2 separate regions of the Homo sapiens genome follow, and region 1 is linked to region 2. The links are chromatin loops, found by intact Hi-C in ENCODE. Cell type or tissue: ascending aorta. All regions are shown on one strand. Links, peaks and the distances in the headings refer to the core of each region. The heading gives the core; the rest is flanking DNA.

Evidence for each region. A loop is a pair of places that touch in the nucleus more often than their neighbours do. Peaks named below come from ENCODE experiments on the same cell type or tissue, not always from the same donor. Only the 100,000 strongest peaks of a DNase experiment are listed, where the experiment ranks them.
Region 1: a loop joins it to region 2, with 4 times the contacts of the local background. A loop is called at or near these places in 8 of 110 quality-filtered maps.

The regions. Positions count from the first base shown.
Region 1 is chr19:37,200,577-37,216,061 of GRCh38, reverse strand. ZNF585B (zinc finger protein 585B) reads left to right here and starts at 5,526. Exons shown (of 5, transcript NM_152279.4): 1 at 5,526-5,621; 2 at 8,808-9,022. The coding sequence starts at 8,951. In ascending aorta, for the core only: no CTCF peak of the experiment used is centred there; a DNase peak (open chromatin) is centred at 5,391; H3K4me3 peaks cover 1,614 bases; H3K27ac peaks cover 1,468 bases.
Region 2 is chr19:37,313,280-37,328,764 of GRCh38, reverse strand. It overlaps a transcript of ZNF875 not described here. Among named protein-coding and RNA genes, the nearest start is that of ZNF875, 14 kb to the left of the region's middle. RefSeq lists enhancers at 7,253-7,901, 7,902-8,550, 9,623-10,520, 10,632-10,841 and a silencer at 11,022-11,121. In ascending aorta, for the core only: CTCF peaks have their summits at 10,663 and 10,865; DNase peaks (open chromatin) are centred at 10,924 and 11,845; H3K4me3 peaks cover 3,172 bases; H3K27ac peaks cover 1,584 bases.

The sequences.
Region 1 (15,485 bases), core at 2,916-6,915, 110 kb after region 2:
TGACCTCCTGGGTTTAGTCGATCCTCCTGAGTAGCTGGGACTGCAGGTGTGCACCACCACCCCCAACTAATTTTCTTGTGTTTTGTGGAGATGGGGTCTCACTGTGTTATTACAGGTGTGAGTCACTGTGCCCAGCCCTCAGTTTCTTCATGATGTCTTTCAAAAAGCAGTTTTTACTTCTGATGAAATCCAATTTCTCATCTTTAAAATGTGCTTCATGCTTTCTGGTCTTTCTAACAATCTTTGACTCCTCTAGTGTTGTGAAGAATTTCTCCTATGTTTTATTCTAAAGGTTGTATAGTTTTAGTTTTTATTTTTGGTCTATCATCCACTTGAAGTTAGTTTTTGTGTATGTGAGGTAATGTTCAAAGTTATTATTTTCCAGATGGAAATTCAGTTGTTCTAACATCACATGTTAACAAAACTATCATTTTCCTCTTGAATGACCTCAACATCTAAAGTAGGCAGGATAATGTTCCCCCCAAAATACCCACATGCTAGTTCCTGGGACTTGTGAATATGCTATGTTACATGGCAAGTGGAATTAAATTAACAGGTAGAATTAAAGTTGCTAATCGGCTGACCTTAACATAGGGGAATTATACTGGATTGTCCAGTTAGACCCAATGTAATCACATGGGGTCTGAAATGAGGAAGAAGGCATAAAGTCAGTGTTGGAATTGTGTGCTGTGAGAAACACACGACCAGCCATTATTGGGTGTAAAGATGAAAGGAGCCCATGAGCTGAGGAATGCAGGCAGCTTCTCCAACTTGGAAAATGAAAAAAAACAAATTCTCCAGAGCCTCCAGAAAGGAATGCAGCTTGCAAACTTTTGATTTTAGAGCAGAAAAAACTCATTTCTTTTTTTTAATTTTTAATTTATTTTTTTAATTTTTATTTATTTATTTTGAGATGGGGTCTCCCTCTGTTGCCCAAGCTGGAGTGCAGTGGTGGGATCTCGGCTCACTGCAACGTCTGCCTCCTGGGTTCAAGTGATTCTCCTGCCTCAGCCTCCCTAGTAGCTGAGATTACAGGCACCCACCACCATGCCCGGCTAATTTTTCTTTCCTTTTTTTTTTTTTTTTTTTTTTTTTTTTTAAGTAGAGACAGGGTTTCATCATGTTGGCTAGGCTGGTCTTGAACTCCTGACCTCAAGTGATCTGCCTGCCTTGGCCTCCCGAAGTACTGGGATTACAGGTGTGAGCCACTGCACCCAGCATTTTTTTTTTTTTTTTTTTTTTTTAGAGACAAGGTCTTGCTCTGTCTCCCAGGCTGGAATGCAGAGGTATGATCACAGCTCACTGCAGCCTCATACTCCTGGACTTAAGCATCCTTCCGCCTAGGCCTTCTGAGTAGCTGGGACTATTGGTGTACACCACCACACCTGGCTAATTGAAAAAAAAATTTATAGAGAGAGGGTTTAGTTATGTTGCCCAGTCTAGTTTCAAACTCCGGGCCTCAAGTAATCCTCCCACCGAGGCCTCCCAAAGTGCTGGGATTACAGGCATGAGCCACCACAACAGCTGTGTCATCCCAACCCCTCTCTGGGCTTGATCACATAAAGAAGGCTTGCATTCCTCAGATAAAAGCCATTTATTTTCTTTTTCAACACTATGCGGAGTGAGATAAGCCAGACCAAAAGGACAAATATTGTATGAATCCACTTATATGAGGTGCCTAGAATAGGTGTATTCATAGAGACAGAAAGTAGAATTGAAGTTACATGAAGTTATATGAGGTACATGATAAAGCCTCTATACTTAAAACAGTGTGCTATTTGTGTGTGGTTAGAGAGACAGACAAAGGGAGGAGGATGGGAAATGGAGAAATAAACATCCATGGCCGGGCGCGGTGGCTCACGCCCAGCCCTTTGGGTGGCCGAGGTGGGTGGATCACCTGAGGTCAGGAGTTCGAGACCAGCCTGGCCAACATGATGAAACCCCATCTCTACTAAAAATACAAAAAATAAGCTGGGCATGGTGGCATGCGCCTGTCATCCCAGCTACTCAGGAGGCTGAGGCAGGAGAATTGCTTGAACCTGGGAGGCGGAGGTTGCAGTGAGCCGAGATTAAGCCACTGCACTCCAGCCTGGGCAACAGGAGCAAAACTCCGTCTCAAAAAAAGAAAGAAAGAAAGAAATTAACATCCCGGCCAGGCACGGTGGCTCACACCTGTAATCCCAGCACTTTGGGAGGCCAAGGCGGGTGAATCATGAGGTGAAGAGATCGAGACCATCCTGGCCAACATGATGAAACCCCGTCTCTACTAAAAATACAAAAATTAGCTGGGTGTGGTGGCACGCGCCTGTAGTCCCAGCTACTCGGGAGGCTGAGGCAGGAGAATCGCTTGAACCTGGGAGGCAGAGGTTGCAGTGAGCTGAGATTGTGCCACTGCGCTACAGCCTGGTGACAGAGTGAGACTTCATCTCAAAAAAAAAAGAAATTAACATCCACATAGATGCTTAGTATTTGATAAAGGTAGCAGCTCAAATCACCACAGTCACATCATAAAGTTTTATGCAGCCCATACACACACAGCAGAAAAAAAAAAAAACGAAGCTCTCTACGGAATGACATTAACTCTGGAATATATAAAAAATGGAAAGTATAGAACAGTGTAACATATAGTTCGTCTAAAAAAGAAAAGGAAATTAGATTAGATATAAGCATTTGTTTATATTCACTAAAAAAAGAAAAGATAGGAAAAAAGAAGTATTGGAAACGTGAACCAGAAACAATACCTATAGTGATAACCTATAGTGATTGGGGTGGTGGGGGGAGTGAGACTTGATATGTCTTTTTATACAGTTGCATAGGAAAAACAAACTGGTTTTAAAAATATATACTCTCACAACACTCAATACTTCCAGAATGTTTCGTTTTTAACACAAAATATGTGGAGTTTTTCTGACACCACTTCTCCAGCCCTCCCTACATGGGTGTCCTACAATTGAATTCAATTCTGACACTAACCTGAGTTAGCACAGACCTTACAGTTTAATTGCTCAGTCCCACAAGACTGCCCACCTCTTCAGATGCCAATGACAACTACTAGGTCACCTGATTACCAACAACTGCCCAGTTTGCCTGAAAATTAGAGGTTCTCATCATCCCCTTCTTGGATTTGATTCTACCAAACTTTTAAGGGAGAACAAATTCTAATATTTCTCAAACTAATCCAAAAAAATTGAAGGGGAAGGAATTTTTCCAAACTGATTCTGTGAGGCCAGCACCATCCTCATACTAAAACCAGGCAAAGACAGAAGAAAGAGAAAACTACAGGCCAAGATCCCTGATAAACGCAGATGCAAAAATCCTCAACAAAATACTAGCAAACCAAATCCAATAGCATGTCAAAAAGATACACAATGATCAAGTGGGACTTATCCCAGGGAAGCAAAGATGGTTTAACATATGCAGATTAGTATGTGCAATACATCACATTGACAGAATGAAGGACAAAAATCATATGGTCATCTCAATAGAAACAGAAAAAGCATTTGACAAAATTCAACATCTCTTTGCAATCAAAAAAAAAAAAAAACAAAACTCCCTGGCCGGGCTCGGAGGCTCACGCCTGTAATCCCAGTTCTTTGGAGTCTCACTCTGTCACCAGGCTGGAGTGCAGTGGCTCCATCTCAGCTCCCTGCAACCTCCACCTCCTGGGTTCAAGTGATTCTACTGCCTCAGCCTCCCAAGTAGCTGGTACTACAGGCGCACGCCACCACACCCAGCTAATTTTTGTATTTTTAGTAGAGGCAGGGTTTCACCATGTTGGCTAGGATGGTCTCGATCTCTTGACCTCATGATCCACCTGCCTCGGCCTCCCAATGCGTTGGGATTACAGGCATGAGCCACTGCGCCCAGCTGGGATTGCTTTTGAGCCTGGGCAGTCAAGGTTGCAGTGAGCCATGATTGTGCCATTACACTCCAGCCTGGGTGACAGAGTGAGACTCTGTCTCAAAAAAAAAAAAAAAAAAAAAGCAAGATTTTCTTCAGGTGTTTTTAGTCACACGTTGGCCATATTAAAGACTGTTATTATTATTATTGTGCTGTTGTTGTTGTTGTTGTTGTTTTGAGATGGAGTTTTGCTCTTGTTGCCCAGGCTAGAGTGCAATGGCATGATCTCGGCTCACTGCAACCTCCGCCTTCTGGGTTCAAGCGATTCTCCTGCCTCAGCCCCCCAAGTAGCTGGGATTATAGGCACACACCACCATGCCCAGCTAATTTTGTATTTTTAGTAGAGACGGGGTTTCACCATGTTGGTCAGGCTGGTCTCGAACTCCCCACCTAAGGTGATGTGCCCGCCTCGGCCTCCCAAAGTGCTGGGATTACAGGCATGAACCACCACGACCAGCCAAGACTATTATTATTTTTATTGTTGCTGCTTACTATAGTTGTGCTTGAGTTAGCTAGGGTGGATGCTGATGGAGATTAAGGGGATTAAAATATCTATACCTCCCAAAGCCTTCTACCAGCCGTTTCAAAGGGGATGCTTAGACTTCTAACCCCTCTTCCATGGTATCTCCTAGAAGAGGATTGTACTAACCCAACTTCTACCCTATTTCCTAATGTGTTTTCAACTACTAAAAATTGTACCTCCCTTCCTGCAGGATACTACCTACTGTGACATAACTCCGTCTTGCCTAGTGGTTTCACCCAGGAGTGAACTCAGATCCCAGTCCACCCTTCTCCTGAGTGGTGTCTCCAAAAAATAGATTGTACCATCCTGATGCCTCCTCTTATCTCCCTTATTTCTCTCAGGATCCCTGGCTTCCTAGTTCCCCCATGGTTTCTCCTAGTAAATCGTTGTTTTCTGCAGTGTGCCGTAACCAAGGGGTAACTTAGGTATTGTAAATATAACAGCCGGAGGCGGTGGCTCACGCCTATAACCCCAGCATTTTGGGAGGCCGTGGTGGGTGGATCATTTGAGGTCAGGAGTTCGAGACCAGCGTGACCAGTAGAGACGTGAAACTGCGTCTCTACTAAAAATACAAAAAAATTAGCTGGGTGTGGTGGCGCTTGCCTGTAATCCCAGCTACTCGGGAGGCAGAGGCAGGAGAATCGCTTGAACCTGGGAGGCAGAGGTTGCAGTGAGCCGAGATGGCGCCACTGCACTCCAGCCTGGGCGACAGAACAAGACTCTGTCTCAAAACAAACAAACAAACAAAAAAAAACATAAAGCTCCAGATCCTATCTTCAGGAACTTCTTCTTGGGTACAAGCGTGGTCACACTGGTTACAGTCTTGCATTCTATGTGAAAATCCTTGCCTTACTCTAGTCAACACTCCAGGAGGCGGACTCCTCCACTGTACGGAATCGATACGCATCAAAGATGGCGACCCACACAAATAAACACCATAAGGGCGCGGTTATATTCTCTGCCCGTGAGCGCCGATTACGGAAACTGCACGATGTCTCTAAATATGTGTGTGCTCCCTGTTGACTGTGGGCTGAAATTGGCTTCCAAGTTAATTTAGAGCATGCGCAATATCAACAGTCCATAAGGGGAGGTGCTAGAAGTCGGACCGGAAGTGGAAGTGGTCCCCGAAGGCTATTTCGCCGCTGGCGTCAGGACTATTTTCACGTTTTAATGCCGAGAGGTCTCTGTGACGATTTTGGTTGGTTGCAATTAGGGATTCTGTGAAGTCAGTAATAGAGGAGTTGTCTGTGGAATTAGTGATGGTGGTTTCGGGGCATGGTGATGGGGGTCTGTGACGTCCGTTGATGGTTGTCTGTGACAGGGATTTCTCGGGTCATTGATGGGGCTCTTTGGGATGAGTGATTGGGGTTTGGGGGTCAGTGACGGGAGTCTGTGGTCAGTGACTGAGGGCCTGTAGGGTCAGCTATGGTGGTCGGTGAGGACTGTGATCAGCTTGCTTTCTGACCTGAGTTGAAAGTTCAGTTCTTTCCATTTCAGCCTGTAATATAAAGATTAACAAGTTTTGATGTGTAGCAGTTTCGTATTGTTCAAATCTAAGTGTTTAAAAATTTTTTTCAGTAATTGTTTTTCTTTGACCCATGAGCTGTTTAGAAGTGCACTTTATGGCCGGGCGCGGTGGCTCAAACCTGTAATCCCAGCACTTTGGGAGACCCAGGCGGGCGGATCATGAGGTCAGGAGATCGAGACCATCCTTGCTAACACGGTGAAACCCCGTCTCTACTAAAAATACAAAAAATTAGCCGGGCGTGGTGGCGGGCGCCTGTAGTCCCAGCTACTCTGGAGGCTGAGGCAGGAGAATGGCGTGAACCCGGGAGGCGGAGCTTGCGGTGAGCCCAGATCTTGCCACTGCACTCCAGCCTGGGCCACAGAGCACCAAAAAAAAAAAAAAAAAAAAGAAGTGCACTTTATGTTTCAATTAGTGTCTGTAGGTGATGCTTCAGTTGAACAATTGCTTTATGGCCTAGTTCTTCCTCATTTTTCATAAATGTCACATCTATTACATGAAAAGAGTGTAATATGTTCTCTAATTTGTATTGTTATGGATATTAATCATATGTTATATATATTATGTATCTCCTCACAGATTATTTTGTTGAGGAAGGTAAACTACTCACATTGGAAAAGTTATTTGTCCACCTGTCCTTTCTTCTGTTTCTGCTTTATATATTTAAAACTATATTATTGGGATCAGTTGAGTGTATTGCTAGATATGACTGACCGGGCCTGGTGGCTCACGCCTGTAATCCCAGCACTTTGGGTGGCCAAGGTGGGCAGATCACCTGAGGTCAGGAGTTCGAGACCAGCCTGGCCAACATGGAAAAACACCTCTAACCAAAAATACAAAAATTAGCTGGGTGTGGTGGTGGGTGCCTGTAATCCCAACTACTCGGGAGGCTGAGGCAGAAGAATCACTTGAACCTGGGAGGCGGAGGTCGCAGTGAGCCAAGATCATGCCATTGCACTCCAGCCGGGGCGACAAGAGTGAAACTCCATCTCAAAAAAATAAAAAAATAGATATGACTAAATAGCTCAAAAGACATTATAGCAATTCAAGCTTCAACCAATAATTTATAAAAGCAATTTGCCTAAATGCTTTCCAACAGTGGATGTTGTCACTTTTTTTTTTGAGACAGAGTCTTGCTCTGTCGCCCAGGCTGGAGTGCAATGCCGTGATCTCCGCTCATTGCAACCTCTGCTTCCCTGGTTCAAGCTATTCTCCTGTCTTAGCCTCTTGAGTAGCTGGGATTTCAAGTGCCCGCCACCACGCCTGGCTAATTTTTGTATTTTTAGTAGAGACAGCGTTTCGCCATGTTGGCCAGGCTGGTCTCGAACTCCTGGCCTCAAGTGATCCATTGTGCTTGGTCTGTTACTTTTTTAAAGCTTTTATGATTCTAAGGAAAATTTCTCTCTAATTGTTCTGACGCGTTTTTCTTTTAGTTAAGTTGGTATCTTTTTGTTAATTGCCATTTGCTTCCTTTTCTCTGAATTTTCATACCTTTTCCAGTTTCTTTTATTTTTTTTTTTGGCCTTTTTTGCTTAGTGATTGCTTAGAGTTAACATTACAAGCAAGCTATCATCACATATTGAAAAAATTTCTTATATATCTTTATGTCGAATTTTATGGTTTATTTAAACATATAATTAGGAAACATAATCAGAAATACCTGTTTTTTTCTGTTATAGCTTCTGGGTTTCCTGTCATGTGTAATAAGATCCTTATCACCCCACCACAATGCTATACAAATATATAGTCTGAAAATTATTTTAATATCCTTAGGGGTTTTAAAAAATGCATGTATTTAAATGTTTAGTGCTCCTGGAATTTGTCTACTTAATAGTGTGAGGTGGGTTGGGCGCGGTGGCTCACGCCTGTAATCCCAGCACTTTGGGAGGCCGAGGCAGGCGGATCACAAGGTCAGGAGATCAAGATCATCCCAGCCAACATGGTGAAACCCTGACTCTACTAAAAATACAAAAATTAGCTGGGCGTGGTGTCGCATGCCTGTAGTCCCAGCTACTTGGGAGGCTGAGGCAGTAGAATCACTTGAACTCTGGAGGTGGAGGTTGCAGTGAGATGAGGTTGTGTCACTGCACTCCAGCCTGGCCACAGAGCGAGACCCCATCTTAAAAGAAAAAAATATTGTGTGAGGTGGAGATCTAGTTTGTTTTATTCCAGATGCATGGCCAATTGCATGCACCAATTGGGGATATGTATACAATGAATGCCGTGTGCACACTCAATCGCATATCATTTTTATTTCATATATAGATCAACATTGTCTGATATGTTTATTATCTTACTTGTTTTGATGACATGGTTTTCTGTATTACGTTTTAATATAGTGCATGGTAATTGCTGATATTTATTGCGTGATTCTTGCATGGCAGGGAGGCATTGAGTACTTTAAAAGCATAATCTCATTTAATCTTAGTAACTGTGACACAGGCATTTTCATCCTTATTTCTGAAACAAAATCTGAGTAACTTCTTTATATTCTCATTGTTGAAAAGTGGTACAGCTGCAGTTCAAATCTGCAGTAATGTTACTCTAAATTTCATGGCTTTTCCCATATTTCAGCACTGTTCTCCACAGTTCTGAAAGTGTGGTTCTTGTACCAGCAGCATCAGCATTTCCTGGGCACTTATTAGAAAATAAAATTCTTAGGGCCTACCTTAGACCCATCGAAGGGGTGAAGTTGAGAATTTTAAACTATGTTTTAACAAGCCCTCCAGGTGACTTGAATGCATACCTACGTTTGGGAACCACTGCTCTGGTTTCTAGCGCAGGGACCTGCACCTTGGTGTATCCAGGAAGTGTTTATGTAGTGAATGTTGAATGACTACGTGGACATTGTTTTTCTAGGTTCTTGGGTGTCTCTGGGGAGTCCCTGGGCCAGACCTTCCTCCAGACTCCAGCCCACCTCTTCGGAGCAGCTCTGCTGAGTTCACAGATGACCACTAAACTTCAGGCACCCTAGACAAAAAGGGTTGAGATCCAGTGTGGCCATGCCAGCTAGTTGGACCTCACCCCAGAAATCCTCAGCCCTGGCTCCAGAGGATCATGGCAGCTCCTATGAGGTGAGGAGGAGGAGTCCCAAGGGGTGGAATTTCAGTCCAAGAGTAGATAGCTCTAATCTGTCACCACAGCCTTAGGGCAGAGGCAGACAGGCCTTAGGAACCAGCTGGACTCTAGACTTGGTGCTCCTGAAAGAAAACTTGATCTTCCTGTCAAGAATGAACACGTGGGTAATGTCTCCGTCTCTGGAGGCCACCTGTGTGACAGTGGAGAGGTGCACTGTCAAGGAAAACTGTTGTTGATTTTGTCATCACGCTATATTGATGTTTTGGCTGCAAATAGAATTCCTTGTTAGAAGTGACTTTTGTTTGAGATTTTGAAAGCATTTTTTCATTTCTTCCTAAACCACCTCCTCAAACACAAATGTTTTCTCTGTTTTCTTTCTGAAACTTGTTTTTCAGATGTTGCTTCTCCATTTCTTTTCTCTACTATTTTCTATGTATTTCCTGCTATCCATTCTGGGTAACTTTGACACCTTTTGCCTTCCAGCCCTTCTATTGAGCTTCTCATTACCACTATCCACATTTTAACTTAATGTTTTAATTTTTAAAAACTCTAGTTTGTTTCCTAAAATTTTTTTTTTTTTTTTTGAAACAGAGTTTTGCTCTCATTGCCCAGGCTGGAGTACAATGGCATGATCTCGGCTCACTGCAACCTCCGCCTCCTGGGTTCAAGAGATTCTCCTGCCTCAGCCTCTCAAATAGCTGGGACTACAGGCATGTGCCACCTCGTTCGGCTAATTTTGTATTTTTAGTAGAGACGGGGTTTCTCCGTGTTGATCAGGCTGATCTCGAACTCCTGATCTCAGGTGATCTGCCCACCTCAGCCTCCCAAAGTGCTGGGATTACAGGCATGAGCCACTGTTCCCAGCCTGTTTCCTAAATTTTTTTTTATTGCCATCCCGTTCTTATTTCATGGATGTAATGTTATTTTTTAAATTATTTATTTATTTATTTATTTATTGATGGAGTTTTGCTCTTGTTGCCTAGGCTGGAGTGCAATGGCATGATCTCCGCTCACTGCAACCTCTGCCATCCAGGTTCAAGCAATTCTCCTGCCCCAGCCTCCTGAGTAGCTGAGATTACAGGTGCGAGCCACCACGCCTGGCTAATTTTTGTATTTTTAGTAGAGATGGTGTTTCACCATCTGGGCCACGCTGGTCTCGAACTCCTGACCCTCAGGTGATCCACCTGCTTCGGCCTCCCAAAGTGCTGGGATTACAGGTGTGAGACACCATGCCCGGCCTGGGTGTATTGTTATTTCTTATCCATCTGAAGATATTGTGATAATTTATTAGGAATAGTTTAATCTTTTGAATAGGCAATGCATATACCTAGTTCAAAAGTTAGAAATATATGAAAAGCAATATATTGAAAAGTATTATGGTGAAAGAGATGGGACTGTGGTTCACCCACCTCTGCCTTCCATCTACCTGTGTCTCCCGGTAGTGATAACCTGCTTTATTCATTTTCTTTGATTGCTTAGTTCTGTATACAAATGAAAACAACTACAATTTTTTTCTCTTGATTTCAGAATGGCATAGCAGATTAACTTTTTTGTACATTGCTGTTTTAATGTTTGTTTGGTAAAATACAGAAACTATTATGAACAATATCGCAGTGGATATTGTCATGCCTTCTCTTTCTATTGGATATATTAGAAGTAGTGGAATTTCATTTCAGGGTTCTAGTCACGTGGTGAGAGTCTCATCTGCACCTCAGTGAACCTCTACTTTAGTTGCTCTTGGGCAGTTTTAGGATTGAGTATCTTAATAATTTTATTCTAGAAGATAGGAAGGATAGCTTGAGGCTAAAGTTACAGTTGGTAAAGCAGCAGCAGTTGGCTGGGCACGGTCGTTCACACCTGTAATCCCAACACTGGAAAGCCAGGGTGGGAGGATGGCTTGAGGCCAGAAGTTCAAGACCAGCCCTGGCAATGTAGTGATTCCCTGTCACTACCAAAAAAAAAATTTAATTAAATTAAAAATTAGTTTGGGCCTGGTGCGGTAGCTCACACTTATAATCCCAGCACTTTGGGAGGCTGAGGCAGGCAGATTGCCTGAGGTCAGGAGTTCGAGACCAGCCTAGCCAACATGGTGACGCCCCGTCTCTACTAAAAATAAAAAATATTTGTCAGGCATGGTGGCGTACGCCTGTAATCCCAGCTACTCAGGAGGCTGAGGCAGGAGAATCGCTTGAACCTAGGAGGCAGAGGTTGCAGGGAGCTGAGATTGCACCACTGCACTCCAGTCTGGGTGACAGAGTGAGCCTCTGTCTCAAAAAAAAAAAAAAGAAAAACAATTAGTCTGGCATGGTGCTGTGTGCCTATAGACCCACCTGCTCGGGAGGCTGAGGCAGGAGGATCACTTGAGCCTAAGAGTTCGAGATTACACCTAGCTATGAGCATGCCACTGCACTCCAGCCTGGATGAAAGAGATAGACTTTGTCTCAAAAGAAAAAAGCAGCAGTCTCTTGCATTAGGCAGAATAAGGAGACTTTTATTCACTTTTGTGGTTTGAAGAATGTTCTGATTTTTGTCTATGCTCAAATATAACGACAGAGTGGTCTTGGTATCATCTTACACCATGATGGTCAGAGATTGGTCTTGTTTGCTGTTGGTGTTCTAAGAGATTGTTTTTGTGTAGCACCATGGAGAACACCATGAATTAGCTGGCCCTTGCCAGGTTAGCTTCTAGCAACACTGAGGCTTAATTGATAGTACGAGGCTAACTCTCAGAGGTTAGGACTGCTTTTGTCCTCATTTAAAAATAAGAGAGTGAGCCAAAAGAAAGCTAGGGCTGCAATTTAGGAACAGATCAAAAGGGATTTAAGATGAAAATCACCTAAAGGGATGAAAACATGTTGTTCATCCTTATGAAAAGAATCATGTACAAAGAATTATACAAATTATTAGCATTTTTTTAATTAATAATGTATCTTTGAACTATTTTAAGTAAAAATGAACAGAAATCATTAAATGCAATATTGGCCATTTTATCACACTACTTTCAGAAGCTTATTGATCAAAGCAGATAAAAAATATAAATCTTTGCTATAATATTGATTGTTTTCTGACAAAGAGCATTAAATTACAAATAAGTAAAAGGCTCTTGAAGGCTGGGTGCGGTGGCTCATGCCTGTAATCCCAGCACTTTGGGAGGCCGAGGCGGGCAGATCACCTGAGGTCGGGAGTTTGAGACTGGCCTGACCAACATAGTGAAACCCTGTCTCCACCAAAAATACAAAATTAGCTGGGCGTGGTGGCCCATGCCTGTAATCCCAGCTACTCTGGAGGCTGAGGCAGGAGAATTGCTTGAACCCGGGAGGTGGAGGTTTCGGTGAGCCGAGATTACACCATTGCGTTCTAGCCTGGACAACAAGAGTGAAACTCCATCTCAAAAACCAAAACAAAACAAAACAGAAAGGCTCTTGCACAAAATGTGAATGTACTTAATGCCACTGAACTGGACACTTAAAAATAATTATAATGGCAAATTTTATGTATATTTTACCACAACGCAAAATAGTTCAATAAAGTACTACTTTTTTTTTTTTTTTTTTTTGTGACAAGATCTTACTATGTTGCCCAGGCTGGAGTGCGGTGGCACGATCTCAGTTCACTGCAACCTCTGCCTCCTGGGTTCAAGTGATTCTCCTGCCTCAGCCTCCCTCCTAGCTGGAATTACAGGCACCTGCCACTGTGCCCTGCTAATAAAGTACTACATTTTAAAGTTCGTGTGGTAAAGCTAAACTGTAGATAGAGGGGAAAACTATAGATTAAGTGCCTTTTAAGGAATCTTAGAAATTTTGGGAAAAAAGCAGTTATGGTTTCAACTGAAGAAGTTACAAAAAGAATGAGTCAAAAAATACAAAAAAGAACGAGGACTAAAAAAAGAAAAGCAAAGACATGAGTCACAGAGAACAAAAAATGGTTGATAAAAATGTGACAGAAACACAAGTTGCTTCTCCATATTAATGATCAAGAAAAAAGAGTGAAGATAAACATAATCAAAATATGTTAGAAAACAGGAGTAATAGTTACTTCTATACCTAAGATTCAAACAATCACGAGTGAGTATTATGTAAAATCATGCAAATAGGGCTGGGCGTGGTGGCTCATGCCTGTAATCCCAGCACTTTGGGAGACCAGGGCCAGTGGATCACCTGAAGTCAGGAGTTCGAGACCAGCCTGACCAACGTGGTAAAACCCTGTCTCTACTAAAAATGCAAAAATTAACTGGGCATGGTGGCACATACCTGTAATCCCAGCTACTCAGGAGGCTGAGGCAGGAGAATCGCCTGAACTCAGGTGGCGGAGGTTGCAGTGAGCTGAGATTGCGTCATTGTACTCCAGCCTGGAAAACAAGCGCGAAACTCCATCTCAAAAAAAAAAAAAAAAAAACCATGCAAATATATGAAAACCTAAACAAAAGGATGAAATTTTATAAGAAATAAATTTTCAACTCGGTAAGAACAAATTATACAGAAGCCCTTAAAGGAATTAAAATGTTGATTCAACACCCCCAACGCAGTCAAAAATGATGGAAAAGATCATGTGATTTTACAGTTGATTTTCATGCCAAAGTTTTGAGTAACAGATAATATCAGAAATTATTCTCAACCTTGTTTCAGGTTTTTGTTTTATTTTGTTTACAGAGTTAACTTCAATGCCCAAAAGAACTGGAAATAAATAGATTCAGAAGTCAAATGTATTCACTAACTGTATTCAAGAGTAGATGAGGCCGGGTGCCGTGGCTCACGCCTATAATCCTAGCACTTTGGTAGGCCAAGGAGGGTGGATCACCTGAGGTCGGGAGTTTGAGACCAGCCTGGCTAACGTGATGAAACCCTGTCTCTATTAAAAATACAAAAATTAGGCGGGCGCCTGTAATCCCAGCTACTGGTAGGCTGAGGCAGGAGAATCACTTGAACCCAGGAGGTGGAGGTTGCGGTGAGTTCACACCATTTCACTCCAGCCGGGGCAACAAGAGCGAAACTCTGTCTCAAAAAAGAAAAAAAAGAGTAGATGAAAACAGTAGACTAATAGTTTATCACTGGGAAAAAAGTGAAGCAAGCACTGTTTTCTCATTCAGCAGCCCAGTCCAAAGTCAAAGAAGTCTAAAAACTAAAATAGTAAAATACCTCAAAAAAATACTGTATATCAGAAGTAATGGTACACAGTCTAGCAAAACAGTACCAAAAATAATTTAGAGAAGTAATTTACCTTATGCAATTACATTTAAAAATCTAGAAAAAAAGAATGAAATTCTAGTAACATATTGTTTCCCACCAAGCACCAAGTCTTCATTGACCACTTACCACATTTTCATTTCTACATGTTAAGACTTTCATTTAAAATATTCTACTTTTAATAAAATTAGGATTGCAGAGATGGAGAGAATTATTTGCATGTGGCATAACATTAAAGGTTTTTGTGTTTTTTGTTTTGAAAATTTTATGTTTAACATTTCTGAATGTTACACCGGCACTGTGTAAACAGGAAATCTGTTTCCAGGATATAGAATTTGATATCTTAGCAATAAGATTTTATTGGTAACTTATAAGATATCTTATATAGTTATGAGGCTTTCATAGTATTAATGATTTTTTTCTACTTTATCAAATGGAGCTGGGAGATATTATGTAAAGTTTCCCACCACCAATGTATTTCTTGCTATTATTTTCCTATAGTTTCCTATAGTTTATAAATTTTGATGCTATGTAATTTGGTGCAGTGACAGTAATGGCATCTGAGATTCATTTCAGATTGTGTCCTTGTCATATTTAATTTTTTTGGTGAGAATTCAGCTCAAATATTAAGGTGGAGGTTCTTGCTTCCTTTCCTTTGGCAATTCCAGATAGGCCTTTGCTCCTCCTTTTACTGTCATCCTTTGGAGTCCTTGTACATTTCTTCTGTATGGCAGTGGAAAGATAATTTTTTTTTTTTTTTTTTGAGACGGAGTCTTGCTCTGTTGCCAGGCTGGAGTGCAATGGCATGATCTTGCCTTATGGTAGTCTCTGGCTTCCGGGTTCAAGCGATTCTCCTGCGTCAGCCTCTGGAGTAGCTGGGATTACAGGTGTGTGTCACCATGCCCGGCTAATTTTTGTATTTTTAGTAGAGATGGGGTTTCACCACGTTGGGCAGGATGGTCTCAAACTCCTGACCTCAGGTGATCCGCCTGCCTCAGCTTCCCAAAGTGCTGGGATTACAGGTGTGAGCCACCGTGCCTGGCCTCTGTTTTTTCTTTTGTTCTTTTAGTGGCGGCTTTATAACATTACCTTCTTTAACCCAATCTTTATATCTATCGTTTAAGACTATTAAATTTATACTGTGAATAACAATAAAAGTTCTATACTGCCACTTCAAGGATTTTTTAATTAGATGTTTTTATTAAATTCTTTTTTTCTATTTTCTTTTTGAAACTCCTTATTTCCATTTTATGTTGCTCACTTGTCTTTGCCACCT
Region 2 (15,485 bases), core at 9,150-13,149:
ACGCAGGGAGTGCTCCATCAAGTAGAGAGAAGAGCTCACTGAGTGTCCCTGTCTTAGTCTGTTTGTGTTGCTATAACAGAATACCACAGACTGGGTGATTTATAAGGGTTCACTTGGTTTATGGTTCTGAACACTGGGAAAGTGAGGGGCCTGCATCTGGTGAAGGTCTCGCTGTGTTGTCCTATGCTGGAAGGTAAAAGGGCAAGAGAGTGACCACATGTGAGAGGGAGAAGGGGAAAGACAGAAAGGGAGGAAGCCAACCTCATCCTTTTATCAGGAACCCCCTCCCAAGATAACTAACCCACCCTACCTTCATCCATTCATGAGGGCAGAGCCTTCATGACCTAATCACCTCTTAAAGGTTCCACTGATCAACACTGTTGCATTAGGGGTTGAGTTTCCAACACATGAACTTTGGGGAACACATTCAAACCACAGCAGTCCTCATGTAAACCTTCCAGAAAATCTGTGTGCCTGGCACTCTGGAATCCCTCTTTTCCACCCTTTCTCTTTTTTTCTTTTTTTGAGACAGAGTTTTGCTTTTGTTAACCAGGCTGGAGTGCAATGGTGCGATCTTGGCTTACTGCAGGCTCCACCTCCCAGTTCAAGTGATTCTCCTGTCTCAGTCTCCCAAATAGCTGGGGTTACACGCATGCACCACCACACCCAGCTAATTTGTATTTTTAGTAAAGATGGGGTTTCTCCGTGTTGGTCAGGCTGGTCTTGAACTCCTGACCTCAGGTGATCCGCCCGCCTTGGCCTCCCAAAGTGCTGAGATTACAGGCATGAGCCACCGCACCTGGTCTTTCCGCCCCTTCTCACTGCAACTCTAACATTGTGTTCCCTCATCATTTTCCATTCGAGCACAGGAAAGAACACAATCACTACACCCATTTCTTATGAACCTTTCTGACATTAAAATAATTCTATCACTCACATAGAAATTTGTAAAAATAAATTTTCATTTTTGATACGAGCGAGTATGATTTTTTTTTTTTTTTTTTGAGGAGTTTTGCTCTGTGGGCCAGGCTGGAGTGAAGTGGCAAGATCACGGCTCACTGCAACCTCTGCCTCCGGGTTCAAGCGATTCTCCTGCCTCAGCCTCCCAAGTAGCTGGGATTACAGGCCTGCACCACTACACGAATAATTTTGTATTTTTAGTAGAGACGGGGTTTTGCCATGTTGGCCAGGATGGTCTCAAACCCCTGACCTCAGGTGATCTGCCCGCCTCGGCCTCCCAAAGTGCTGGGAAAACAGGTATGAGCCACTATGCCTGCCCCTGAATATGAAATTCCGTATTAGTTTAATGAAATCTCTAAAATATATAGAAAATAAAAATAATTACCAAAAATGTTCAATGATGCAAAGCAACACACAGTGAGATATTACATCCTAAAACATATAGACCTGTCATTTAAAAATCAAGTAGAAACATAAGGGGCTCTATACACACCTTTTGAAATAAGTTTCCTGGCCAGGGAAAATGGCTCATGCCTGTAATACCAGCATTTTGGGAGGCCGAGGTGGGCGGATCACCTGAGGTCAGGAGTTCAAAACCAGCCTGGCCAACATGGTGAAACTCTGTCTCTACTAAAAATACAAAAATTAGCTGGGCATGGTGGTGGGCACCTGTAATCCCAGCTACTCGAGAGGCTGAGGCAGGGAGAACTGCTTGGACCCAGGAGGCAGAGGTTGCAGGGATCCGAGACCTGCCATTGTACTCCAGCCTGGGAGACAGAGCAAGACTTCATCTCGAAAAAAAAAAAATTATAATAATAAAATAAAATAAGCTGTCTAGGTTGTGCATGGTGGCCCACCCTTGTAATCCCAGCACTTTGGGAGGCTGAGGCGGGCAGATCACTTGAGGTCAAGAGTTCAAGACCAGGCTAGCCAAAATGGCAAAACTCTGGCTCTACTAAAAAGACAAAAATTAGCCAGGCATGGTGGTGCACATCTGTAATCCCGGGTACTCGGGAGGCTGAGGCAGGAGAATCACTTGAATCTGGAAGGCAGAGTTTGTAGTGAGATGAGATCACGCCACTGCACTCCAGTCTGGGCGACAGAGCGAGACTACAACTCAAAAAAAAAAAAAAAAAAAAAGCTTTCTAATTTAACTTTAGAATTTGAAATTCTTTCAAGAAAGAGGTACTCAAAAAACATGAAAAGTATGTGAGTCACTAATGTATCAAAGAAAACAATCATTCTTGTATTGCAAATAAATACCCAACCAAGACAAAAAGGCACGTCACATGTTATGGGAAAAGACTGAAATGAGGGTGAGAGGAAAACTGTGACCCTTGAATGTAAGACAGAAAAAAATCAGGCAGGATGTTAAGGAATTGGAAATAATTCTCCATATTAAAGGATTACAAGAGACAGGAAGAGAGGAGGGACACGATAGTCACAGACTGCAGGGGTGTGGGGTAGATGGGAATAAAGGAGGCAGAGAGAGCAGTGGGGATGTACATAAAATCACCCTCCAGAGCTGTGCTGTCCAATAAGGCAGGCACTTGCCACATGTGGCTGCTGAGCACTTGAAAGATGGCTAGTCCAACCTGAGAAATGCTGTAAGTGGAAAACACATTTTAAAAAAATTCTGAATACTCAGTATAAAAGAAAGAATGGGCCAGTGTGGTGGCTCACATCTGTAATCCCAGCACTTTGGAAGGCCAAGACAGGAGGACTGCTTGAGCCAGGAATTTGAGACCGGTCTGGGCAACATAGCAAGACCTCATCTCTTCAGAAAAAAAAAATCAGGCCAAGTGCAGTGGCTCACGCGTGTAATCCCAGCACTTTGGGAGGCCAAGGTGGGTGGATCACTTGAGCTCTGGAGTTCAAGACCAGCCTGGACAACATGCTGAAACCCTGTCTTAACAAAAAAATACAAAAATTATTCAGGCGTGGTGGCACATGTTTGTGGTCCCAGCTACTTGGGAGGCTGAGGTGGGAGGATCATTTCGGCCCCAGATATCGAGGCTGCAGTGAGTCAAGATTGTGCTACTGCACTCCAGCCCGGCTGACAGAGTGAGACCCAGCCTTTAAAAAAAAAAAATTAGCATGGCATGGTGGTGTGTGCCTGTAGTCCAAACTACCTGGAAGGCTGAGGTAGGAGGATCTCTTGAGCCCAGGAGTTTGAGACTGCAGTGAGCTATGCTGGTGCCACTGCATTCCAGCCTGGGCAACAAAGCAAGACCCTGTCTCAAAAAAAAAAAAAGTAAATGATTTCATTAATAATTTTTATTTTGATAAGATGTTGAAGTGATATTTTGGATAATGCTAACATTTTAGGTGAAATAAAACATTAATTTCACCTGTTTCTTTTTAACTTTTCTAAAGTGACTACTAGAAAATCTAAAATGACGTATGTGTCTGGCATTGTATTTCTATTGGAAAGCACTGCTCTGGAGAGAAATGGTCTCTAGGGAGGCAGAAACATGAGAACCACAATAGAGGTGGATGGAGGGAAGCGACAGACACATCTGGTGGGTACCTTCGGGTGCTGACAGCGGGAACCCAGGAGATTCGGGTGTGGACGGGCCCCCATCTATGCACAGCAGGAGAGTAGCATGGCTGACACTAGGGGTGCTGAGCTGACATACAGAACTATTCAGCTTTATAAAAATGTGAAAAACATACCGCTAAGTCACTGACATTCCACAGAACAAATCATAATAGAAATGAAAAAACAGCCGGGCACAGTGGCTCAGGCCTGTAATCCCAGCACTTTGAGAGGCTGAGGTGGGCAGATCACGAGGTCAGGAGATCCAGACCATCCTGGCCAACACGGTGAAACCCCGTTTCTACTAAAAACACAAAAACAAAATTAACCAGGTGTGGTAGCATGAGCCTGTAGTCCCAACTACTCCAGGGGCTGAGGTGGGAGAATGGTGTGAACCCGGAAGGCAGAGCTTGCAGTGAGCAGAGATCGCCATACTACACTCCAGCCTGGGCAACAGAGCGAGACTCTGTCTAAAAAAAAAAAAAAGAGAGAGAGGTTCAATCTTGATGGAAAATATAAAACACTTCTTCATGAACATTAAAGAAAATTCTAACAACCAAAACGTTTGGAATTAGGGTAACTGAAATGGCAGTTTAATCCTCCTGAAGGAATTTTAATTTCTCACTAACAGTACTTTAATGTTAGGGGTAGAATATTATTTTTTATAGCGTTTCACAAGCATTAAAGCTAAAAATCCAAAATCAGGTTTTTCTCTGACAGGAACTCCTCCTCAAAACAGAAGAAGCCTATAAGACTTTAACCTGGAAACTACTCAGGGAATCTGGAATATTCCTTCCAGGGATATCTGCAGTTGAAACCTGGCAGTAATTTTAAAAAAACCAGACAACTCTTGGGGTATGGTTGGAGCCTGAGGTCTACAGATGGGTCATTTTATATGCTGAGGTCTGAACAAGATGATTTTAACCCCTTAAAATGATGGAAACAAAATAAAACAGAATAAATTAGAAGACAACACAGGTGAGTGGTTTAAAGGGCCTACTTGCTGTGTTTCCTCTGGTCTTCAGGTCTCCTCCCTGCGGCGGGTTCCAGGCGCAGCTCTAGACCAAGAAATGGGAGGATTTTAGAGTGACTGGTGATTTCTCTATCATCTGCAGTTAGTAAACGTTCTCCGCAGTTTATGCAAAAAGTAACAAAACCACTGCAGATGACAAACACTAGGTAACACACATACTATCTCCCAAATACCTACCCACAAGCTCAACAATTTTAAACTGTTAGGATCATTGGCTCTAATCACCATGACATGAGGTCACCACCAAACCATCAAGCGCTAAACAGACAGAATGTTTCCACTCCTGATCCACTGTGTGGAGAAGCACAGAGCTTACCCACTGGGGCCCTGCATCAGAAGAGATGCACATGCACCGGGGTGTGCATTTGAACGGAGCGATCAAACCACCGTCCCCACAGCTCCTCTGTTCATGGGCACTTCAGTTTGTGGCCTCATGTCCTTTGGGGGACACAGTGGGAAGGTAACCCACATGCCAGTGACATCATCAAGAAAGAGACACTGTGGCACTTTCCCCTGATTTCTCAGGGGCCTTTTCTCTTTTCCGTTTGGGTTACATGTAGACTTCCCTACTGTCCACCTGACCACTCTCGTGCAGCCCAAAACCATAGCTTAAGTCATCAGCTAGGCCTTTCTTGGTGTAACTATTGAAAGGTGAGCCTTACCTGTTCAATCTCTAGAGAGACTTGTTCCAAATCTGGACCTAGAAGAATAAATAAACAAGATTTGCCTGAGTAGGTTTGGCTTCTTCCTTCTTGGGGAAAGCCCTTAAGAAATATCAGCCCCTTGGCCAGGTGCCCACCTGTAATCCCAGCACTCTGGGAGGCCTAGGCGGGCGGATCACCTGAGGTCAGGAGTTCGAGACCAGCCTGGCCAACACGATGAAACCCCGTCTCCACTAAAAATATTAAAAAATTAGCCAGGCGTGGTGGTGGGCACCTGTAATCCCAGCTACTCTGGAGGCTGAGGCAAGAGAATTGCTTGAACCCAGGAGACGGAGGTTGCAGTGAGCCAACACGGTGCCACAGAACTCCAGCCTGGGAAACAGAGTGAGACTCTGTTTCAAAAAAAAAAAGGAAATATCAGACCGTTTGCCCAACAACTCCTTGTGACCCTCCTTTAGGAACACAGTGAAAATCCCCCCGGCTCCACACACTATAACGCAGGACAGACCCACAGAGAACAAGACCCAAGAGAACCCACCATAATACAAACTCAGGGCGGGGTTTCCACCATCAAATGTTCAAGCTTGCAGTGGGTGGGGGAGGGTAGTGGGTCCTGAGCTCCAGATTTTCGTGGAGGTGGGAGGTGGGCATTAGGCTTTGGACACATGTAGGCCCAAATTACATCTGTGCAAACTCACACACAATGAAGATTACACCAGATCGGGTGAGATGGTTTAGAAATGGCAGAAAGCAGAGGAAGAGGCTGAAAATATGGGCTTCCCTGTAAACTGTGAGGACAGTAAATGCCAGCAACACCCCAGGAAGTGTTTACAGCTGCATTTCTTCAATTAACAGGGCAAAGTTAGAGCAGCAACAACCAGACAAGGGCCAGGCACTTCCCCTGGGGCAACTGATGTAAACCTGGAAATCAGCCACCCTGGGTGTCACCATTTCATGATGAATCAAATATACAGAGTAGTTCACTGATGGGTTCAGCATCAGAAAGCTAATAAATAAAGCCAGAGTCCCAGGCATATACTGAATGCTCATTGACTGAAAATCAATCACTGGATAAGCGCAAAGAAACTCACTTTCCACATCCCTTACGGTATTCTCTCTGGTGGGTATTTGCTCTGTAAATTACATACAACGGAAGAAAAAGAAGAAAATGAAAACTCAGGAAAGTAAACACACTTCTAAATTCATGAATAGTAAAATATGAAAATATCCCTGAGAATCTATGAGAATATCCAAAGAAAATGCAAAATGGGAGCGTAAAAAGGCCATTTGGCAAAGCCTACAAAATGAGTCCAAAATATGGTTCACAAGGAAACTTACCTTCCAATGCATCCAAAACAGAAGAACAGCAAAAGAAGCTCCTGATTCCTATTGAGGTGAGAATATCAGCACAAACAGAAGGAAATCAGACCAAAAAAAAAGTTACAGGCCAATTTAAATGAGAAACTCCTGCCCTGACCAATAAACCACAGCAAACACTATGCATTTCAAACACTGGGGGACGTGGGTGGGGGTTAGCCTGTTCTGTGCAGGACCGTTCTAACATACGGGAGAGTCTTTGACCCCTCCTCAGAATAATGCCATATACTACCAAAAACACAATTCACAGAATTTCAAAGGAGACCAATTACTTAGAAATGCAGCTATCAGGATGCTTTAATTTTTTCTGACATATTAATAGGCATGTTGCTGTGGTAGTTTTAAAAAATGGCTCAACATTTCTTGCCACTCCTCCCTTTGAGAGGCAGAATCGATGTCCTCTCTCCCCGATCCTGGGTGGATTTGCTGTGCTACCTCATAAAAGATCACTCAGCATCTGACCTGGAGCCCTGTGCCTCCTAAGAATTCTGACTACCCTGAGGCTGCCAGGTGAAAGGGATGGCCTGCCCCTCCACACCTGAGGGTGTTTCTTGTCGGGTGGGACGGGAAACTGAGAAAAGAAAGAGACACAGAGACAAAGTATAGAGAAAGAAAAGTGGGCCCAGGGGACTGGCGCTCAGCATACAGAGGACCCATGCTGGCACTGGTCTCTGAGTTCCCTCAGTATTTATTGATCATTATCTCTACCATCTCAGAGAGGGGGATGTGGCAGGACAATAGGGTAATAGTGGGGAGAGGGTCAGCAGGAAAACATGTGAATATCTCTGTGTCATAAACAAGGTTAAGAAAAAGGTGCTGTGCTTTGATGTGCACATACATAAAAATCTTGGTGCATTAAAGAGCAGTTAATCGGGTTTTACACAGAGACATTCCATTGCCCAGGGACGAGCAGGAGACAGATGCCTTCCTCTTATCTGAAGTGCAGAGGCCCTCCTCTTTTACTAATCCTCCTCACCACGGACCCTTTACAGGTGTCGGGCTGGGGGAACGTCAGGTCTTTTCCTTCCCACGGGGCCATATTCCAGACCATCACAAGGGGAGAAACCTTGGACAATACCTGGCTTTCCTAGGCAGAGATCCCTGCGGCCTTACACAGTGTTTTGTGTCTCTGGGTACTTGAGATTAGGGAGTGGTGATGACTTTTAACAAGCATGCTGCCTTCAAGCATTTGTTTAACAAAGCACATCCTGCATAGCCCTAAATCCATTAAACCTTGAGCCAACAGAGTACGTTTCTGTGAGCACAGGGTTGGGGGTAGGGTTACAGATTAACAGCATCTCAAGGCAGAATAATTTTTCTTAGTACAGAACAAAATGGAGTCTCTTATGTCTACTTCTTTCTACACAAACACAGTAACAGTCTGATCCCTCTTTCTTTTCCCCACACCAGGCTGTAAGGAAGTCAAGGCCATATGGAAACACTACATGTAGGGACTCAGTCCCAGCTGAGCCCCCTCTTCCAACATCCCAAGCCAGGTATCAGATGTGAAGGAACAAGCCTCCAGATGGTTCCAGACCCCAGCTGTTGAGTCTTCTGTGCTGAGGCCAGACATCACGGAACAGAGACAAGTGGGCTACCCTTGTGCCATGTCTGAAATCCTGACTATAAGCATGAGAATCCACAAACATAATAAAATGATGGTTTGAGCTACTAAATTTTGGTGTAATTCCTGACATAGTAATAGTGTCTGTAACAGCCACTTTAACACATTAAGTAACAATAGCAAGTAGCACATCATCACTGGGAACTGTTATTTGGAATTGTCATTGGGAAGCAGTGACAACCATGAAGGCTATTTGGAGATGCTGTCAGATGACATAAAAACTGCTGTGGTCTGACTGCTAATAATGCCCCATACCCAAGGGCTCTACAGCCTGTATTCAAGATGGAAGGAAACACTATATTTTGGCTAGAGGTATGTGAAAATTTCATTCATGGGCCCTTCTCATGGGCCCTAAACTTGGCTGATGGAACTGCAGGTAATAAACTCAGAGTTATGGCCGGGTGCGGTGGTTTACACTTGTAATCCCAGCACTTTGGGAGGCCGAGGCGGGTGGATTACGAAGTCAGGAGATCGAGACCACGGTGAAACCCCATCTCTACTGAAAATACAAAAAATTAGCTGGGCGTGGTGGCGGGTGCCTGTAGTCCCAGCTACTGGGAGAGGCTGAGGCAGGAGAATGGCGTGACCCCAGGAGGCGGAGCTTGCAGTGAGCTGAGATCACACCACTACACTCCAGCCTGGGTGACAGAGCGAGACTCCGTCTCAAAAAAACATAAATAAATAAAATAAACTCTGAGTTAGAGGGAGTCAAAGGAATCAAGGCTGCTCATGAAAGAGCTGAGGTTACCAACTCAAGTGTAGACAAGAGAAGAGAGAGAGGAAAAAAATGGTTGTTCAGCAGGGAGGTCAGAGGGATAGCCGGTCTTAGTTTCCAGACATCCAGGAAAAGGACACCCATCTGAGTAACGGATTGAGGGTCAGTATTAAGATATGGAGAAATATCAAGGAGAAACATTAGTGGCTAATGCTGGACATTTCCACAGCTCTCACATAACCACAAAAACATAGCTTAATTTTAGTAACAATGTCAGAAGCAGAGGGGAGCTGAGAATCAAGAATAAGGCCTATGAACAATGTGGGGGCTATTTTATAAAGCACCAAATCTTCACACTTCATGAAGATAGAGACCTGCCGCCTATAGGTGTCTCATTCACACTATGAAATAAATACTACAAAAGTCAGAGATCCACCAATTAACATTTTAAAGGATTTAGGAGATAGTGTCATTACCATTTTTATTATATATATATATATATATATATATGCCGGCTGCAGTGGAGCACACCTGTAATCCCAGCACTTTGGGAGGCCCAGGCGGGCGGATCACCCAAGCTCGGGAGTTCGAAACCAGCTTGACCAACATGAAGAAACCCAATCTCTACTAAAAATACAAAATTAGCCAGGCATGATGGTGCATGCCTATAATCCCAGCTACTCATGAGGCTGAGGCAGGAGAATAGCTTGAACCCGTGAGGCGGAGGTTGCAGTGAGCCAAGATCACACCATTGCACTCCAGCCTGGGCAACAAGAGCGAAACTCCGTCTCAAAAAAAAAAAAAAATCTAAACCAGCATTATAGTTCATAAAGGAAATCCCAAAACCTCCTTAACTGGTTGTTTCTTTCACAAAAGTTACTCTACATACGTGCCCCAAAAATTAGATTTCAAAGACATTGGGGAAAATACTACTACTAAGATATCAAAACCAGGAACTTACTTCCTTTAAAACAATTCCAAACTAACTCGCTGTGCCTTTCACAGAAATTTTCCACAAGAAATATGATTTTATAAGCTGGGCGCGGTGGCTCACACCTGTAATCCCTGCACTTTGGGAGGCAGAGGCGGGAGGATCACGAGGTCAGGAGATAGAGACCATCCTGACTAACACAGTGAAACCCCGTCTCTACTACAAATACAAAAAATTAGCGGGACGTGGTGGCGGGCGCCTGTAGTCCCAGCTACTCGGGAGGCTGAGGCAGGAGAATGGCGTGAACCCAGGAGACAGAGCTTGCAGTGACTCGAGATCACGCCACTGCACTCCAGCCTGGGCGACAGAGCGAGACTCTGTCTCAAAAAAAAAAAAAAAGAAAACAAATATGATTTCATAAAGCCTGAGAAGTTGCTGCTGTTAGGACAACCACCAAAACTAAAAATTGGTTTGATTAGCAACAACAACAAAATGCCATTTTAACTGGCTGTCCTTATCAGAGACAGTCCACTAAATAATACAACTGGCAAAAAGTGAGATTTTTTTTAAAGGTTGGGGTGCTTTATTATAAACATAATATAAACTAGTAATGTATTTTATTTAATAAACTTCAACCTACTGATCACTCCCTCCCTTCGAGGCGTTCTGCAACAAAACACCTGCCTAGAAATAAAAGGGCATTTTACCCGAGTGGGCTGAAAAAGTCCCGTTTTTACCTTTAATCTTGAGACAATACGTGTCAGAGGTCAGGAAACTACATCACAGTCAGTGCGGGCGCCCACGAGTCCGGTGGACGGATGGGGAAGGGCCGGGACGCAGCCAGTCCTAGTTCCCGCCGTGGCGATGGCCGATTTCCCAGCCGCGGACGCTGAAGGCCAGGACTCCACGCTGCTGACCCTCCAGCGTCCCACGTCCGGTGGGCGCTTGGCCGAACAGCCCAAGACTGCGGAATCACACTGGCCACTGTGCACTCGGACGCCATCTGCAGACCCAGCCTGTGCCGGGCTTCCGGAAACGGGAGGGCGGGCTTCCGGAAACGGCGACCAATGGGAAACGCGATCAGATGTTAGTAGGCGGACAGTCTGTTTCCAGGCAACACAAAAGGAAGGGACGCTCTCGGTTAGCCTCAAATAGACGGAGCTTTCAGTCAATGGATGTGCAGGTTCGCTCCACATTAGCCAATAAGAAGCGCTTGGGCCTGACCCGCCTACATGCGCAGCAAAAACTTTCTTGCGCATTTCAGCGCTGGAACGTCTACCCGCTGCGCCAAACCAAAACTTTGCAGTAATAGTTGATGCTGTTTCCTGCACTTTGGTGGAGATTTGCACCAGGCGCTGGAGACCGTCCCACCTGGCCAATGCCCACCTCCCGGTGAACACAGAGACCCAACTTTGTGCACCGCCAGTCTTGTTATCAAAAAACAGGCTAGTGCCAGGCGCGGTGGCTCAAGCTTGTAATCCCAACACTTTGGGAGGCGGATGCGGGCGGATCACGAGGTCAGGAGATCGAGACCACGGTGAAACCCCGTCTCTACTGAAAATACAAAAAATTAGCCGGGCGTGGTGGCGGGCGCCTGTAGTCCCAGCTACTCGGAGAGGCTGAGGCAGGAGAATGGCGTGAACCCGGGAGGAGGAGCTTGCAGTGAGCAGAGATCGCGCCAATGCACTCCAGCCTGAGCGACAGAGCGAGACTCCGTCTCAAAAAAAAAAAAAAAAAAAAAAAACCAGGTTAGTAAATTATAAAAAATAAAATAAAGGAAATGTAGCCGGGCGTGGTGGCGTGCGCCTGTAATCCCATCTACTCCGGAGGCTGATGCAGGAGAATCGTTTGAACCCGGGAGGTGGAGATTGCAGTGAGCCGAGATCGCGCCACTCCCCTCCAGCCTGGGCGGCAAGACCGAAACTCCGTCTGAAAAGAATAAAATAAAAGGAAATGGGGCCGGGCGCGGTGGCTCACGCCTGTAGTTCCAGCACTTTGGGAGGCCGAGGCGGGCGGATTACTTGAGGTCAGGAGTTCGAGACCAGTCCGGCCGCCAACATGACGAAACCTCCGTCTGTACTAAAAATACAAAAATTAGCCAGGCGTGGTGGCGGGCGCCTGTAATCCCGGCTACTCAGGAGTCAGAGGCACAAGAATCGCTTGAACCCGGGAGGCGGAGGTTGCAGTGAGCCGAGATCGCGCCCCTGCGCTCCAGCCTGGGCGACCGAGTGAGACTCCGTCTTAAAATAAAATAGGCCGGGCGCAGTGGCTCACGCCTGTAATCCCAGCACTTTGGGAGGCCGAGGCGGGTGGATTGCCTGAGCTCTGGAGTTCGAGACCATCCTGGGCAACATGGTGAAACTCCGTCTCTACTAAAAAAACAAAAATTAGCCGGGCGTGGTGGCACATGCCTGTAATCGTAGCTACTTGGGAGGCTGAGGCAGGAGAATCGTTTGAACCCGGGAGGGGGAGGTTGCAGTGAGCCGAGATCGCGATATTGCACTCCAGCCTGGGCGAGAGGATCGAAACTCCGTCTCAAAAAAATAAATAAACAAATAAATAAATATAAAGGAAATGGACAAAGGAAACACAAATGCATGAAATCAAACAAATGCTTTCTCTGACGGACTCCGTCTTTGCAAAACTGAACCTAGGACAATGTGCACGTTTCTACCTAGCAATTCCGGAGGACAGAGCGGGCAGGGAGGTGAACTTGCTTTTCTGTAATTTAATTGACTTGTCAGTAAAGTCAGTGTTTTGCAGGCATTTTCAGTGTTCTGTAGTGGGCTTTAGTTCCGATCACAGTGTGGCAGGCCAGGTTTCCATTAGCAACCAGAACAGTTTCCACTAACCCTTTACTATAATTTTGATGAATGCATAAGTTAAACGTTGAAGAAATGGAGAAACTGGTGCCTGAGTATCAGGGATGGAATGCGAAAACGAACCCATTAAGACCCTGCCTTGGTCTTCTCAGATCCTAAAGTCTGATCGAATAATAATAGCATTCTTACACATTCACCTCAGCCTGTCTTAAGATTCAGAAACTTTCCAAGACTCTAGAGAAATCTTTCCAGACCCTAGGCCCTAGTTAAAGATTAGATGTTGATTGAATGCAACACTTCTGCTTGTAGGTGCAGTCCCACACATACCGTGGACCTTAAGATGTCTATAAACACTAGAAAAAAACTTGTAACTTTGAGTTGGTCTGGTGAGTTACTTGGCCCTTCTCCATGTAATCGGTTGCAGAAATAAACTTTCTTCTTTCCCAGTCTGTCTGCATCCTATTGGAGAATCGCGACGGACTGACTCAGCAAACTCCTCTTTTGTGTGGTTATCTGGGACTCCTTTGGGAGGGAACATTTTAAATTTTCCATTTCAAAGGGTTCCATTGGCACTCTTGCACTGTTATTCTCTGCCTACCCTGAGACTTGAGTTCTCCTGGACTCGAATCTCCAGCCACAGAGTCCAGAAGCCCATACCTCCACATTCTGTGACTGTTCCCAAACACAGGGAGAATTTGCAGAAAATATGTATAAAAACCTTGCCATTCTTCGCAATAAAACCCCACATTACAAACTGGTGAAAACGGAGGATTTTAGCTTGAACAGGTTTTTCCTCTATTTGAAATCAATCATTTCCCTTTTACAATTTTGGAGTGAAGTTTCAAAATCAGTACGCACCCACTCCCAGGTTTATCCTTATGTAAAGTGCCCCCTCTGCACATGCAACATTTAATAAACCTTGAAAATATGATGCTAAGTGAAAGAAGCCAGTCACAAAAGACCACATGTTGTGTAATTCCATTTAAATAAAATATCCAAAATAGACCAATACATAGAAACAGAAAGTAGATTAGTGGTGGCCCGGGGTTAGGGGAGTTGGGGGGAACTGGAGGGATATGGGGTTTACTTCAAGGTAATGAAAATGATCTAAAACTTACTGTGGTGCTGTTTGCACAACTGTGCAAATATACTGAAAACCGTTGAATTTTACACTTTCAATGGGTGGCTTCTGTGATATGTTATTAATATTTCTCAATAAAACTTCAAAAAAAAATAGTGCCTATGTCTTTTTATGTATTATTCCTCCAGAGTCTAGTCCACATTTTTATACTTGATGAATAAATTAAGATTTTGTTTATTCTACTTCTTCTTCTTTTTTTTTTTTTTTTTTGAGACAGAGTCTCCCTCTGTTGCCCAGACTGGAGTGCAGTGGCACGATCTCAGCTCGCTGCAACCTCCAGGCTAATTTTTATATTTTTAGTAGAGACAGTGTTTCACCATGTTGGCTAGAATGCTCTCGAACTTCTGACCTCAAGTGAGTCCCCCACCTTTTCCTCCCAAAGTTCTGAGATTGCAGGCATGAGCCACCATACCCAGTCCAAGATTGAGTTTCCGTTGTTTCAGATGCCCTAGGACCATCTTATTCTACCTTAATTTCTGATGCATCATCTCAGTGGAAATTTTCCATTAGATGCCAAAGTATTTTACTCTTTTTAAGATTTTATCAGCTGGGTGCAGTGGCTCACACCTGTAATCTCAACACTTTGGGAGGCCAAGGTGGGAGTATCATTTGAGCCCAGGAGTTTGAGACCTGTCTCTGCAACATAGTGAGACCCACATATCTATAAAAAAAATAATAATAATTAGGTGGGCGTATTGGTGCATGCCTGTGGTCTCAGCTACTAGGTAGGTTAACGTGGGAGGATCTCTTGAGCCCAAGAGGTCGAGGCTGTGGTGGCCATGATTATACCACGGCACTCCATCGTGGGTGAAAGAGGGAGACCATGTCTAAAAAAAATTTTTTTTAATTAGAATTTTTTTTAGAAAACAAAGCATACACTTCGTGACTTGATATAAATGAATGACTTTTGTAATCTACAGAAACCAAAATAAATAAATAAATAAATAAAAACCCACATCCATTCTTTTTATGCGAGTCTTTGGTGTCTCTGAGTTATAAGAATTGTGAATTATGATCAATAACAAATATGTATGACAAGGACTCAATAAGGGATAGGCATTAATAAATTGCAATTCACACTGCCTGGAGTAAGGCCTTTAAAGATGTACAAGAAAAAGAAAGAAAATGAAAAGGCATTGAAAAACTGCATTGCCTACCAAAATGCTAAAGTTTACCTAAGTCCATTAATCAACACACACACACACACACACACACAATGGATGTGTAAAATGGTCAACACAGTCTCCCATGAGTGTATTCTCTTATCAATAGGTCTGTGGGGGTAAGAGATGAGGTTCTATACATCCTGGAATCGGGGATGGGAAATCTGAGGTCCCTGGGGTGACAGGGGAGGGTCTGTAGATTAGTGATAGGTGGTCTTTGGGATAGTGATGAGGTCCATGGAATCAATGATTGTAGGTATGTAGGGTCAGTGATGAGGGAATCTGGTGTGAGTAATGGGATGTGTGTGGAATCAGTGAGAGAGTGTGGAATCAATCTGTGAAAGCCCAGAACTGTGGTGTCATCTCTCAGGGTGACACATCCTGATCTGTGTGTCAGTGGTGGAGATTCTATGGGGTAAGAGTGTGGCTGTCAAGTCCCTGCCACTGTGTGTTCTGGGTCCCGCCAAGTGCACAGATTCCTTTACCTGGTTCTGGCTGGAGAGGCTCTTCTCAAGGAC